Linked DNA regions of Homo sapiens: region 2 is linked to region 1. Evidence: chromatin contacts called from ENCODE Hi-C or POLR2A ChIA-PET data. All regions are on one chromosome and are shown on one strand. The core of a region is the stretch at or near the end of the contact, and the rest is flanking DNA. Distances in the headings are between cores, read along the strand shown.

The links. Hi-C counts contacts between places; a loop is a spot of excess contacts on that map. ChIA-PET counts read pairs that join two places held with the same protein, here RNA polymerase II (POLR2A). Pooled maps may share reads with other maps.
Region 2: a loop to region 1 is called in a pooled map, with 3 times the contacts of the local background. The contact joins two enhancer-like sites. A Hi-C loop is called at or near these places in 5 of 168 maps with a recorded cell type or tissue (HCT116, IMR-90, MCF 10A and 2 more) and 3 of 50 pooled maps. POLR2A ChIA-PET finds 5 or more read pairs at or near these places in 1 of 52 experiments (Panc1).

Annotation. Positions count from the first base shown.
Region 1 is chr1:29,685,865-29,692,355 of GRCh38, reverse strand. It overlaps LOC107984934 (a long non-coding RNA gene), which reads right to left. Exons shown (of 3, transcript XR_001737958.2): 3 at 3,059-6,047. Among named protein-coding and RNA genes, the nearest start is that of LINC01756, 340 kb to the right of the region's middle. RefSeq lists an enhancer at 2,507-3,006. Within about 2 kb of position 3,780, at least 3 of the 41 ENCODE cell types and tissues checked have a DNase peak (open chromatin) inside an H3K27ac peak, as active enhancers do.
Region 2 is chr1:30,081,580-30,088,260 of GRCh38, reverse strand. No RefSeq gene overlaps it. Among named protein-coding and RNA genes, the nearest start is that of LINC01648, 47 kb to the right of the region's middle. Within about 2 kb of position 4,085, at least 9 of the 41 ENCODE cell types and tissues checked have a DNase peak (open chromatin) inside an H3K27ac peak, as active enhancers do.

The sequences.
Region 1 (6,491 bases), core at 2,531-5,030:
TTCTAGTTTCTTAAGGTGGAAGCTGAGGTCATTGATTTCAGACCTTTCTTCTTTTCTAATGCAAGCATTTAATACCATAAATTTCCCCTAAGAACTGCTTTGCAGCATCCTACAAATTTTGATATGCTGTGTTTTCTTTTTCAGTTAAAAATATATATATATACTTTCTACTTCCTCTTTTGATTTCTTATTTTAGCACATGGGTTATTTAGAAGTATACTATTTGGTTTCAAAATATTTGGAGATCTTTCAGAGATCTTTCTGTTACTAATTTCTAATTTAATTCTGTTGTGGTCAGAGAGCATACTTTGTATGACTTGACTCCTTACATTTATTGAGATTTGTTTTATAACCCAGAGCATGGTCTATCTTGGCCTATTTAGATATGCACCTGAAAAGAATGTATACTTTGCTATTGCAGGGTGGAGCGTCCTGTAAATGTCAATTAGGTCAAGTTGGTTGATAGTGTGGATCAAGTCCTCTCTATCCTTTATGACTTTCTATCTACTTGTTTACCAATTACTGAGAGAGGGGTGTTGAAATCTCTGACTACAACTGTGGATTTGTCTGTTTCTCCTTGCAGTCCTATCAGTTTTTGTGTCGTATATTTTGAAGTGCTGTTATTAGGTGCGTAAACGTTTAGGATTGTTATCTTCTCTTGATGAATTGACATGATGGCCTTCTTTATCTCTGGTAATATTGTTTGCTCTGAAACCTACTTCATCTGATATGACTATAGCCACTCCAGCTGTCTTTGCCAGACATTGTGAATTTTACCTTGTTGAGTGCTGGGGTTTTTTTTTTCTCTATATTCCCGAGCTTTGTTCTTGTCATAGTACATTTTGCGCTGCTGTAACAGAATACCTGAGACTGGGCAATTTATAACAAACAGAGATTTATTTCTTACAGTTCTGGAGGCTGGAAATTCCAAAGTCAACGAGCCACATCTTCAGGGGGCCTCCTTACTGCATCATCCCATGGCAGAAAGCGAGAAGGTGAGAAAGGATGAGAGGGAGAGCAAGAGATCGAACTCGCAGCCCCAAGCCCTTTATAACTGGCATTAATCCATTCATGAAGCAGAAAGCCTCATGCCCAACTGAACTCTTAAAAGCCCCACCTCTCAGCACGGCCACACTGGGAATGATGTTTCCTACATGTGAGCTTTGGGGGACACATTTAAACCCCAGCAGTTCTGTAATGCAGTTAAGTTGCCTGAAAACAGTGGGATCCTTTTGGGTCTTGCTTTTAAGGTTTTTTTAAGGTGAGACCAGGGCACCTCTCAGTCTAGAATTCCTTTTTCCCCAGGTGGAGGCAAGACCCTCCTGCGTACTCTCCAGCATTCTCGCTCTCTCTCTATGCGGCTCTCTCCGCTCTGGCACTGCGTGTGCAAGATCCAGCCACCCTGATCTTCTGCAATCTCAGCTCCATCTCCTCAGCTCCAGGACCTCCCTGGGTTCCGCTGGGTCCTTCTTCCCCACCTCACGACCTGGAAGTGCTCTCAGGGCCGTAAGCCAGGGAAGTTGCAAGCCTCCTTTCACTTGCTTCTCATCTCTCCTTCATTGCCTCATGCCCAGTGTCTTGGAAACCACTGTTTTCACCGATTTTGTCTGTTTTTCATCACCTCGGGAGGAAGCGTGAATCCAATCCCTGTCACTCCATCCTGACTGGAAGAGGAAATCTCTGCAGCTGGGGTTGAAAACCACGGAGCTACACCAACGACTTCACTGTTCAAATGGGGAAACTGAGGCTTGCACAAGATCACACAGCAGACCTTCATCACCCCATCTGTGGGATTCTCATCAGAGCCCCACGGTGATTTCTTGAGTTGACAATCACCAGAGAGCATGGAGGAAACAGAAATTGCCCTCAGCACACTTCTGTGCCAACCCAGAGTGAGGGCTAGGATGGAGCCTGTCTCCCTCGGTAGCTCGCAGTCCTGTGCATCTTCCTCCCCTCTTCCTCTGGCCTCAGCAAAGCCCAGCCCGAGGGGGTCACCTGGCACCTCGACTGCAGATGGCGTCTCCAGCCTCCCAGCCGTGTCTGGGGACTGTGCCCAGGAAATAATTGTCAATTGTAAAGGAGAAGGGAGAATTAAGAGCTGGAGTGAGGAATGGTGCTGCAGACAGGGATGCTGCAGGAAAACGCCAAGCCAGCTTCCCCCGGAGGAAGCCCAATTCCAGCCCATCATTAGGTTCTCCCAGCTTTCACATTTAAAAATCTAGATCTAAACCAGATACAGAAAACTGATTTCCTTCCTCACTTTCCTTCTCCTCCCCTTGCCTTTTCCGTCCAGGTGCCTGGTGGATGTGTCTGGGTCTTTAGCAGCCCTCAGATGAGGGGAAAGCAAGAACTTCTCAAACTACCGCTAGAAAATGACGATGCGGGAGAGGCATCCATCCCACCCACTGGGGCAAAGTGTGGCCATAAGCTGTCAAGGGGGAGGGAGATGGGAGAACACCAAAGCCTGGCTCTTGCTGGCTGGGCCCAGGGCCCTCAGAGCTCCCCATCCATCCCTCAAGCCCGCTCCTCCCTGGGGTTTCCTATCCCAGAAACGTCCTGCCATCCCCACCAGGGTCCCAGACTGGGAAGCCAAGAGATACCTCCTCTCCTTTATCTCTCCCCCACAGTAAAAGTTAGTCCTGCCCTGTTCCTTCACCAAATGTACCAAGTGCCCACTGAATGCCCACCCTTCTCCAGGGACACAGCGATGACGGAAGCAGACCCATCCCTGTCCCCGTGGAGCTCAGCTCCAGCAGGAGAGACAGGACAGGGAAGCTCCAGGTGATGAGGCGCAGCTGTGCCAAGGGTGCCACCTGGTGTCGTGGGAGCTGTAACGCCGGAGGGGGGAGGGGAGGCCCCAGCAGGAGGGCTGGGAGGGCAAAGGCCCCGGGTGGGCACAGCTGGGGATGGGTGGGGTCTTTGCATTGTTAGGCCCCAGCTTCCCAGCTCTGAGCAACAGAGTCTCTGGCATTACAGCTGCCCCCTGCCCTAGCTTCACAGTAGGTCCAGGGCCTCTCCAGTGGACTCACACCTGACTGGACTCTGTGACCCCATTTCTACCTCTAAAATAGTTAATTCGTTGCTCCAGGATGGCCCCACTCACCAGTGGGGATGGCCCTCCCCACAATGGGGACCGGCCCCGCCCATACAAGGCTGTTCTCTGATGGCCTCCTTCCCTTGGCCCACCCTCTCCTACGGCCCAACATCCTCCTGAGAGCCCAGCCTGCCCCCTACTTTGGCCATTGAAGGGCTCTTGAGGACCCCCGGAGACCAGCTCGTTGGTGACATTGTGTGCAAGAGCAGCACGGCTGGTCCTCCAGTGAGAGGCTGCAGGCATCTCTCCAGACCTCTTTGAGAACAAAGATCTCAACTTCTACGTCTCAACCAGGAACCAAGGTGGAAGGGTTTCCTACCCCTTCCCCAGCAGAAAACGGCTTTTGCTCCAGCCCCTCCCCCAGAGACAACAGATCTTTGTCTGAGCCTCCAGGGTAGAAGGTTTTTCCTGCCCCAGGGAAGTGGTTTGAGGCTTTTGCTTCCGATAAGAGAAGGGTCTGGGAAGTGGGAGGGTTTTCATGTCCCTGTGCCCTTGAGAGGTGGCTGACTCAGATCCCTGTCCTGTCCCGTCTTTGTCCTGAGCTTTACCGGAAGCAGCTGATGAAGGAACGTGAACTCCTTTTAAGTGTGGGGGCTCCTGGGATGGCTCAGCTGTAAAGCCTTTGCACACTCAGCCTTTAAGAATTCATTGCAGTGTTAGCTGTCTGTTATGGCAGCCCACTCTCCCTCCAGGGTTCTGCCAGAGGTGCAGGAGTGGGTGGTTCTGTCTTTCTCAGAAGATCTTGTCATCCTTTAGGTTTCAGTTCAGTTGGCTGCCTTGCGACTCCAGCTCTCTGAAGGGCTCAAGAAAAGTTATGACTCTGTAGATTATCTGGCCTTTTTTCTCATTTTGTCTCATGTGTCTTTTCATATCCTAAGTAGAAACAGAAATTCATGCGAGAACCAAAAAAGTAAACAGAATGTTAGGAAGCTTAAGCAAATGTTGGAGGCAGCATAATGATGTGGCAGCTTCTTCCTGTAGAAAGGTCACTTTTTCATTTCAGAATTCAATAAATATTTGTTGAGCACGTATTATATGCCAGTCACTGTTCCAGACATTGGATGCATTGGAGGCAGAGAGACCAAGTGGGAGGCTGTTGGAGTAGATTGATAAACAAAGGCCCAGAGAGGGAGATAGAATATACCCAGGTCACACAGTGAGAGAGCACAGAGTTGGGATGGGAACCCAGCTTCTTTGACTCCATGCCCAGGGCTGCCCTGCCTTTCATCATGAGGTTTGCTGGAAGCCTCTGAAGATAATCTAATTATCACCCTGCTGGGAAACAAGAGCCATGGGCCAGAGCTCTGTGCCTCCAAAAGACGATGAAATTCAATTTGGGGCCTGAGAAATTCATGAAGACTAAATAAAAAGGGAACAATTGAGCTGGTAAATGTGTGGTGAGACAGGCATTCTCATGCAGTGCTGGAAACCTTTTTGGAAGACAACTAAGTAGGAACGCTCTTGAGCCTCAGCAATGTCAGTGCTCTGATGCACTGATTCCACCTCCAGGAATTTGTCCTAGAGATGCTTATTGCAGCCTGATAATAACAGTGAAAAGCTGGAAACTGTAATGCCCTGTCTATCCAACCAGAAAGAATGAAAAAGTCAATTATGAAGCATCTCAATGAGGGACCATTATGAAGCTATTAACATCCCGTTTTTGAGGAACTTTTTAATGATGTGAGAAAATGCTCACAACAGAATGGTAAGCAAAAAAAAAAAAAAAAAAAAAGAGAGAGACAGGTGAATACAGTAAGATCTCAATGACAAAATATATCGTATATAAACATCTACAATACATGCCTATAGAAAAGCTAGATAATCCTACTGACAACAGCAATAAGGAGACAGAAAAGCTGTTGGTTGAGCCCTGGCTTTGTGTCAACTATTGTGCAAAGGGCTTGCCACGCATTCGTTAGTTCTTTTAATGCTAAATGGACATACATGGAAGAAAAGGAGGCACAGAGAAGTTCATTGACAAGTCCAATGTCACAAAGCTGAGTCCAAGCTAAGATTTGAACTCAGGTCTGGAAGACTCCTCTCTCTACTGTGAACCTTTAAGGCTGAGGAGAGGGGCAGGCAGGGTCTTGGACTGACCCACTGCCCCCAGCCCCTGGAGAATTCATTCACTATCTCTTGGGAGCCTACTGAGACTCTCTCAATTGTCCTGACTAACTGAGGTCCAGATCCCCCTGACCCCCATCTCCCACCCCCAAGCTGGTCCATGCCTTTCCTCTCCATTGGGCTACATCTCCCTCCACCCCAACACACACATAATCCTCTGCATTAATCACATATTTCCCCGGTGGACCATGCTGACAGCTGGGAGGTGCATGGAGATGGACAGCCCCGTGACTGTCTCACAACCTGGGAGGTGCGTGGAGATGGATGGCCCCGTGACTGTCTCACAACCTGGGAGGTGCGTGGAGATGGACGGCCCCGTGACTGTCTCAGAACCTGGAAGATGCGTGGAGATGGACAACTCTGTGACTGTCTCACGGCCTGGGAGGTGCATGGAGCTGGACGGCCCTGTGACTGTCTGATGGCCCAAGCCCTGCTCATTAGTGCAGCTTACACATCCATCACCTTCAGCGAAAGACAAACACCAGCGCAGGAGGATCCGGGAACTATCACTCAAGGGGTCCTTAAATAGAGGGGGTAAAGAGAAACTAGCTTCTTCCCTGATTTTTTGATAAATTTTTCTTTAATGCATCAGTCTCTAGTGTCCCTGCCCAGCCTGGGCTGCCTGAGCCACTCCTCACCTAGCCTGGGGCAATCAGGAAATACACCGCCTGTCTGCTCACTCGCACGTGGAGAGCAATCTCATGAGGCCCCCTGGATTTTATCCTCCCCTCCCTGAATGTGCAGATATCTCATCCACCTCTTGTTTTGATGGATCTAGATGTTCTGATCCGAAATGTGGTGCAGCAGCTGAGCAGAGGAGTGAAGCTTCCTGGAAGGAGGAGGAGAGAAGGGATTAATTCCGCCACACTTACCATTCTCACCCCAGCTCATCCTGCCCTGCCCAGCCAGCCCTCTGCACCGCCTGCACCTCCCTTCTGTGGGGTCCCGAAATGGCAGCTATACTGTGGGCATGCCGGTGTGTTGGTCACCGGCATCAAGCTGCCCAGACCTCTTTCCCAGAAGGATCTCAGATCCAGCCAGGCCCCCGTTATTATAGATCTCAGCCTACACCATAGGCATAGGTGCAAGCAGAGAGGACTTTAATTAATTTTGTGTGTGTGTGTGTGTGTGTGTGTGTGCGTGTGTGTTCTCCTTTACAAAGCATTTTCCTATCCATTCTCCACATCTCTGCAAGGCCAGGAGATTTATTAGCCCCACTTTATAGATGAGGAAAGTGAGGCACAGACAGGTAAGATGTTTACCACTTGAAGTT
Region 2 (6,681 bases), core at 2,836-5,335, 400 kb before region 1:
TTCTTGCCCTTCTTGAGCCTCTCTCTATCCTGTGCCTTCTTCCCTGTCATTAAAGCCCAGCACCACCTGTGTCCTCACCAAGGCTAGACTTGACTTCCCTGGCCATCACAGAGGCCCCAAGCCTGGCTGGGTCTCTCCACTGGAAGATCTAGTCTGGCCCAGATGCCTAGTCCTGTCACCTCCATTTCTCCTCACATGGCATCATCCCTATTCTAGTCATGATAAAGCACAGATATAGAAAGGAAGGAAGAAAAAAAAATAATCCAAAATCACAAAGCAGACTCCACACTTGCTTTCTGGAGCATTACTGGAAACAAGTCAATTTTCTCTCATTTCTTTCTCTCCAACCCAGTGTTGCAACAGAAACAACGCTCTGGCTCAGTTAAGGGAAAGGTGTATAGTTGCAAGTCTAATTTCGAGATGACACCCATTCTCGGCCCAGCCAAAGAACACCTCTAGGCTGGTGACGAGCTCTTGAAAACCCCTGTCTTCCCAGGGCTCTCAGAGGCAGAGCCTGGGGCTGGATTCTCAACACTATAAAGAGGTAGATTTTGCATCCCACCTTCAGTGCAGATCTGCCAGTGCCTCCACCAGGGGCAGTAGCTGGGCAGTAGTTCCTCTTTCTGGAAATGCCAAAGGCTTCCTGGGGTGAGGATGGAAAAGAGGCAACCTTAGCCAGGCCCGGGGACTCGATGCTGGAGGACAGGCAGCCCCAGACTGCTGATCCAGCCAGCTTGTCCCCAGCTAATGCCCGAGAGCCCAGCATGGGCAAATCATGGCTTTGGGTTAAATGTTGCTTTCTCCAGGCCCTTTGGTTTTTCTTCCAAACTACAAATTGCCTCTGATCCCTGGGGAAATGGGTGGAGGTGCTTTTCTCCTTGGGAGACAGAATCTAAGAAAAATTAAATTGGAAGTTTTGGGGTGGGGGTGGGCCAAGGGTGCTGTGAAAGTAAAGAAAGCTGGCTCTGGAGAGAGGATGCTCTGCCATTCAGTACCTGAGCCATCTTAGACAAGTTATTTAACGTCTCTGTGCCTGTTTCTCCAATCGTGCCTACCTCATGGGGCTGTCATAAAAATTAATTCAGTCAATAGACATAAAGTGCTTGAGAGAGCACCTGGCAGACAGAAAGCCCTTAATAAGTATTAGTGGCTATAATATTAATAGTAATAATAATAATTTGTATGATTGTTGCTATTAGCTTATATTGTATCAGTACTGAATATAGATACAGGGCTAGCAAAAAGCACCCAGAGTCCTTTCCAGTCTGACACCTGATGGTCCCCCAGCCTAACCCCCCCTTTCCCCTCCATTTTCAGCCACACAGGACTCCCCATCTCTGAAAGCCTCTGCTCTTTCCAGCCTCCACGCCTCTGGGCAACTGCCGCCTGCCTGGAATGCCCTTCTCATCGTCTTTCCCCTGCAAACTCTTACTCCACCTAGATGAACCGGCCCAGATGCCACCCACTCTGAAGCCAGTTCAGAGCCCCCTCCCTCACGCTTCTGATAGCCCCCCCGGGGTGCCAGCACCTTCTCTGGGCCCCGCAGGAATTGTCACAGGCCAGTGTCGTAGCTTCAATCACCCAGCGCTAGAACTGTACCCCACTGTCTTTTCATCTCTGGGTGTCTGGTCCCAGGACCCGTTAAGTTCAGGGTGATGTCCCTGAGTGATCATCGATCAAATATTAAGTTGGTGCAAAAGTTATTGCGGTTTTTGCCATAGATGAACAAGCGCGCGGCGCCAGGCTCTCTTAGGCCACCCTAAGCGATTCTCCCCTCACTGCCCTGGCTGAGCCCCCCCTCCCCATGTGTAAGAGGGTGTAGAACCCCCGTGGGACCCCGCCCTCCCAGGACAGCAGAGATCGCTGCATCCTCAGGCCAGCGGCCCCCGGAGCAGGCCGTGAAAGGGAAGGGATTCTGTTATTAAAGTCATCAGTTCTGGCGCCTGGGCCTTGGGGAGCCGAGCTTGGCTGGTAATTAGAGTCGTTAGGGGAGACGGAGCCGGCTGGGGCTTATGCTGGCGTGGACGCAGAGCAGGCAGAGCCCAGGCTGCGAGGCGGGGCGGCCCCCGGGACCTCCGCCACCTCCTCCTGGTGGGGCGCCCCGCACCGGCACCGCTCCCGGCCGCGGCCTGAAGGTGGCGCTGCAGGACCTCACAAGCGCGGCTGGGCGGGGCCGGGAGGAGGTGGGGAGGGGTCTGCAGAGAGAGGGAGGGGAATGGGGAGGGAAGGAGGGAGGGAGAGAAATGGGGGAAGGGGGAGTATAAGCGAAGGAGAGGACAAAAGAGGAGAAGTGAGGGGAGAGGAGGGGGAGAAAGACAGAGAGAGGGGAGAGTGGGTGGCATCTGAGCTGGTTCATCTAGGTGGAGTAAGAGTTAAAGAGGAGAGAGAGAGAGAGAGAGAGGAGGCCAGAGGGAGGGAGGAAGATAGAAGCCTCCTCCCCTCCTCGCTATTCAGGAGGTCTGAGGAGCCCAGATCCTCTTGGAACACCCGCTCCTCCATGCTTACAGAGAGGTCACTTCCTCCCATAGCCCTCCCTATGCCCTCTGTGGTCTGACCCAGGTGGACCCCAGCCCCATCTTTCCACACCTCCCCACCCTCCCCACCCTGCCCTGGCCAAGCAGAACTGCTTGCCGTTTCCAAGGGCACCAGGCTCCCCCTCTCTGCCAGTGCCCTGCCTGTGCTGGGCTGCTGCAGTAACCTTCTCCCCCTGAGCCTCTTCCCCTGGCTCCCCGACTTCTCCTTCAGGTCTCAGCATAGACACCACCTCCTCTCAGAAGTCCTCCCCTTCTCCATGTCCAGGGCCTGGCCTGCCCCTAGCTCCCCAGCCCCTCCCACATCTTCCCCCATCTCAGCACTGGCCAGGCTGGGCTGTGATTGATTCTGTGTCTGTTCCGCCAGCCAGACCGGAGGCTCCCTGAGGACAGGGACACGGCCTTGTCCCTCTCTGCGTCCCCAGGGTGGCCAGCCCAGTGGATGAACAGCCACAAGTGGGCTATAGATGCTGCCTAAGGGATGAATGGATGATCTCGGGAGGGGCTGGGTGTGGGAGATGAGGAAAGAAGGGACATGGAGCAGGAGGGAGAAAACAGCGGAGAGGAGGTTAATTAGGAGAGAGGCCCTAGGACACCCCAGCCACCAGGGTGCAGGGCCTGGGCCCCAGCACCGCGGGATTCCCGCCCTCCCATGGACCTCAGTGATCTTCCTTCTGAGGTCAGTGCCCACCTGGCTCTGGACCCCTCTGACGATCAGGAAGTTCTTCTTCCTCGTGGGAATCAGGGCTGCTTGAGTCACAAGTGACAGAATCTGCTCAGCTGCAGAGAAGAGGGGGTTTGGCATAAGGACCCTGGTCTCTCAGATGCAGCCAGAACTCAGGAGGGACCCGGACCGGAGACAGGAGCACCAGCCAGAATGCAGACTGACTCTCTTCCACCCACCTCATAAGACTTCAGGTCAGGTCTCTACTTTTCCCATTTCTCACGAATCAGAAATGCATGCATCAGTAGTTCACACAACCAGAAGACCCAACCAGGCTCTCTGTCTCAATTTAGAATTGGTAGCACAGGTACTCTGATTGGCCAAGCCTGGGCAGGTATCTTCTCCTGGTCCAATGCACTGATGGGGTGGGGAGCAGGGCAGGGTCACCAAGCAGAAACAGGGTTTTGGGAGGCGGTGCAAAGCACACTGGGAAGTCGGGGCAGGGAAGACCACTGGCATCCTCACCATGACTTTGCCCTCACCATGATGAGTTTGTGCAGTACCTATTCTTTGCCAGACACTCAGAGGGGCCATTTGACATCTCAGGGAAACATCCTCAAACCAGTTCCTGCTTTCCCATTTGACAGATGAGGGCCAGGGGCCCACAGCCCTGTGCTCGTTCCACTTCCCGTGCTCCCACCTTCTGCTCCCTCCTCTGCCACCGCCCTGCTGGATTTTCTTGGCTCCCTGTCCTCTCTGGACCTCAGTCAAATGGGGAGGACGGAGAGAGCTGTGAGGCTCCCTTTCACTCTGGCACTCAGTCTCTCTGCTCCATTTGAAGGCAGCTGCAGACCCGACATATCTTTCATACCCTTCCCTCACCAGGATCCTTTTGCTGTTTGGGGCCCTTGGAGAAGCCCCTGGGTAAATATTAATAGCACAGAGTTGTGTTTATGTTGGAGAAAGAGGGTGAGTCATTTCCTGCTTCTCTCCCAGACTCAGGATTGTAGCTAAGAATATGTCAGATCTTTGGCATGGCTGTGTGAGACCTGGCTCGATGGGGTCTCGCTGGAGTGAAGCCATGGAATGGCTGCCCCACCGACCACCATCCCAAAGCCAGGCCTGGAGGCTTGGGGTCCAGCCCCGGCCCAGCCCTGTCTGTGCTGTGTGGCTGGCTCTGCCTCTCGGGAGGATCATTGCATCTACCCAGCAGGCATAGAGGAAGCAGGCATGTGGAGCCTGGCACACGGAGGGGCCTGGGGATCCTGGTTCTCTTGCTGCTGCCTTCCCCGTGCCCTGCTGATCACACTCATCTGTCTTCCCTTCCCGGTGTGAACTTCTCAAGGACAGGGCGCAGGCCAGGTTTCCCTTGGTGGCCCAGAGCTGGCACAGGGCCTGGAACTTTGGAGGGGCTCTGTCCAGCTCATGTTGACCCCTTCACAGTCCTCAGCACCTTCTGGGGTGCCTCCCAGAGGCCAGGCTTGTGCCTTTTTAATGTGCTTCTAGAGAAGAGCAAGTGAGCCAGAGTAGACAATCAGAAAACAGATCCAAGTCAGACCAAGTGGAGTCCCTTTGCCAGAAATCTGGGACTGAGAGAATCTGGTTCTATCTGGGCTGTTCTGTCAGATGGAGGAGACATTCATGCTCAGGACCTGAAGGCCACTATCTTCTGTCCTGCAGATGGAGAAAGGAGAAGCCGGGTCTGCTGTGTCCTGGGCCTGTCTCCTTCTGAGGCTGGCTGCCTTGTCATCCTGGGGTTCCAGGAGATGTCCCTTGTGTTCTGCTTAAGCCAGTTTGAGTTGCTTCCTATAGCTGCACCACAGCACCAGCTAATCCGCTCACAGAAGGCCTCCATGTGCCAAGCACCAAGCCATTTCACGGCATTACCTTACATAGCCCTCACTTCCGACCTACCAGGTGCACATTATCATTCTCCCATCTCAGTGGGACAAAATCACAAAGTCACAAAGCTGGCACTGGGCGAGTTCAGGTTGATTGCCTGAGGTCCCCTGGAGTAGAACCTGATTTTTCCCCATAGCCCTAGTAGGATCTTCTGCCACCCAGACCTTCTACAATCAAATGGACTGAGCACCCACCAGAGCCCACCAACTCAGGCCTACGTGCTCAGCAGACCTATGGGGAGCTGGGAGCTTAGGGAGTCCCTGGGGCCGCCCTGCAGTGACCAGTCTGGAGCTTGGAGAGGAGATAGCTCGTGGGTGGTGTGGTGGGGTGGGGTGGGGGTCACTGCACACATCACTATCCAAACAGGACAGTCTGGCTCTCCATTCCAATAGTCATTTGAATGATCCGAGGATAATTGGAATCACAGAGCCATCTACTACTTCCACTCTCAGGCCACAGATGATTGTTTGGTGGCTACGGGCCCCGCCTGGTGCAGACACCGAAATGACCTTCCATTTTTCTCTCCCAGACGAGCCAGTGGATTCTTTCCAGGGCCAAGGTTCCCACTCAAACCTGAAACCCCCTCCCCATCAGCCCTCCAGGCACTGAGAGTAATTGGCTACCTGTGGCTGTCCCCAGGGGTGAGTGACCCCAGTGCTTTCAGGTAGAGCTATTTATAAGGAGGGAATGGGAGGCAGGGGCACCTGAAGCCTGTCCTGCTGACATCAGCAGACTGTTGGCAGTAGCTGTCTCCACCGTCCAGGAGCTGCCTTCAAAGCGAAGGGGAGTAGCAGTGGAGGATGCTGGAGGCCATTGAACCCAGCTCCTTCATTACACTGCCGGGGGAAACTCTGTTCCAGAGAGGAATAGACACAAGCCTAGTGTCTCACAGCAAGGCTGTGATGTGGCCAATGATACTGAGTGGATAGAGATTCCATGAACAATACTGAGTGGGTAGAGATTTTATGAACAATGTTGAGTGGATAGAGTTCTGCCAGGCATTATGCAGAACTCTGGACACAAGTGTAAGTCAGACAGACACAGTCCCCAAACTCATGGAAGTCACAAAATAAGCTGGGAGAGAAGCTACTCATTCTTTGCGAATTGTGTAGTGTGTGCCTGGGTCTTGGGGTCAGGGAGGGCTTCCCTGAGAGAGAGGAGGAGGAACAAGAGGAGGGAGGGGCGTTCCGGGTAGAAGCAGCAGAGCCAGAGGTGTTTGGAGGCTGCTGCAGAGCTGTGTGGGGGAGCAGAGGGAGGGAGGAGCAGAGAGGCAGAAAGGCCAGTAGCAGCCCAGAGGTCTGCAGGGCCCAGAGCACACAGCATTGTCGGGGAGCTTGACTCAAGCTCAGAACTGTGGACCTAACTCCAGGCTTGGTTGGTGGATCTATCCCCCAACATGGCTATTTCTTCACAGTGGGCCTTCATTAAACCAAAGAAAGAAAACACAGGTTAAACACTCAGGTTACCAAGGGACACCGAAAATGAGAAGGAAAACAAGCCAGCATTTGAGCAGTGGTTTGCCATTTGCCATTTGCAAAGCCCTTTTCTCACCTGTTGTTTCATTTGGTTTTTACCATAAGCCGC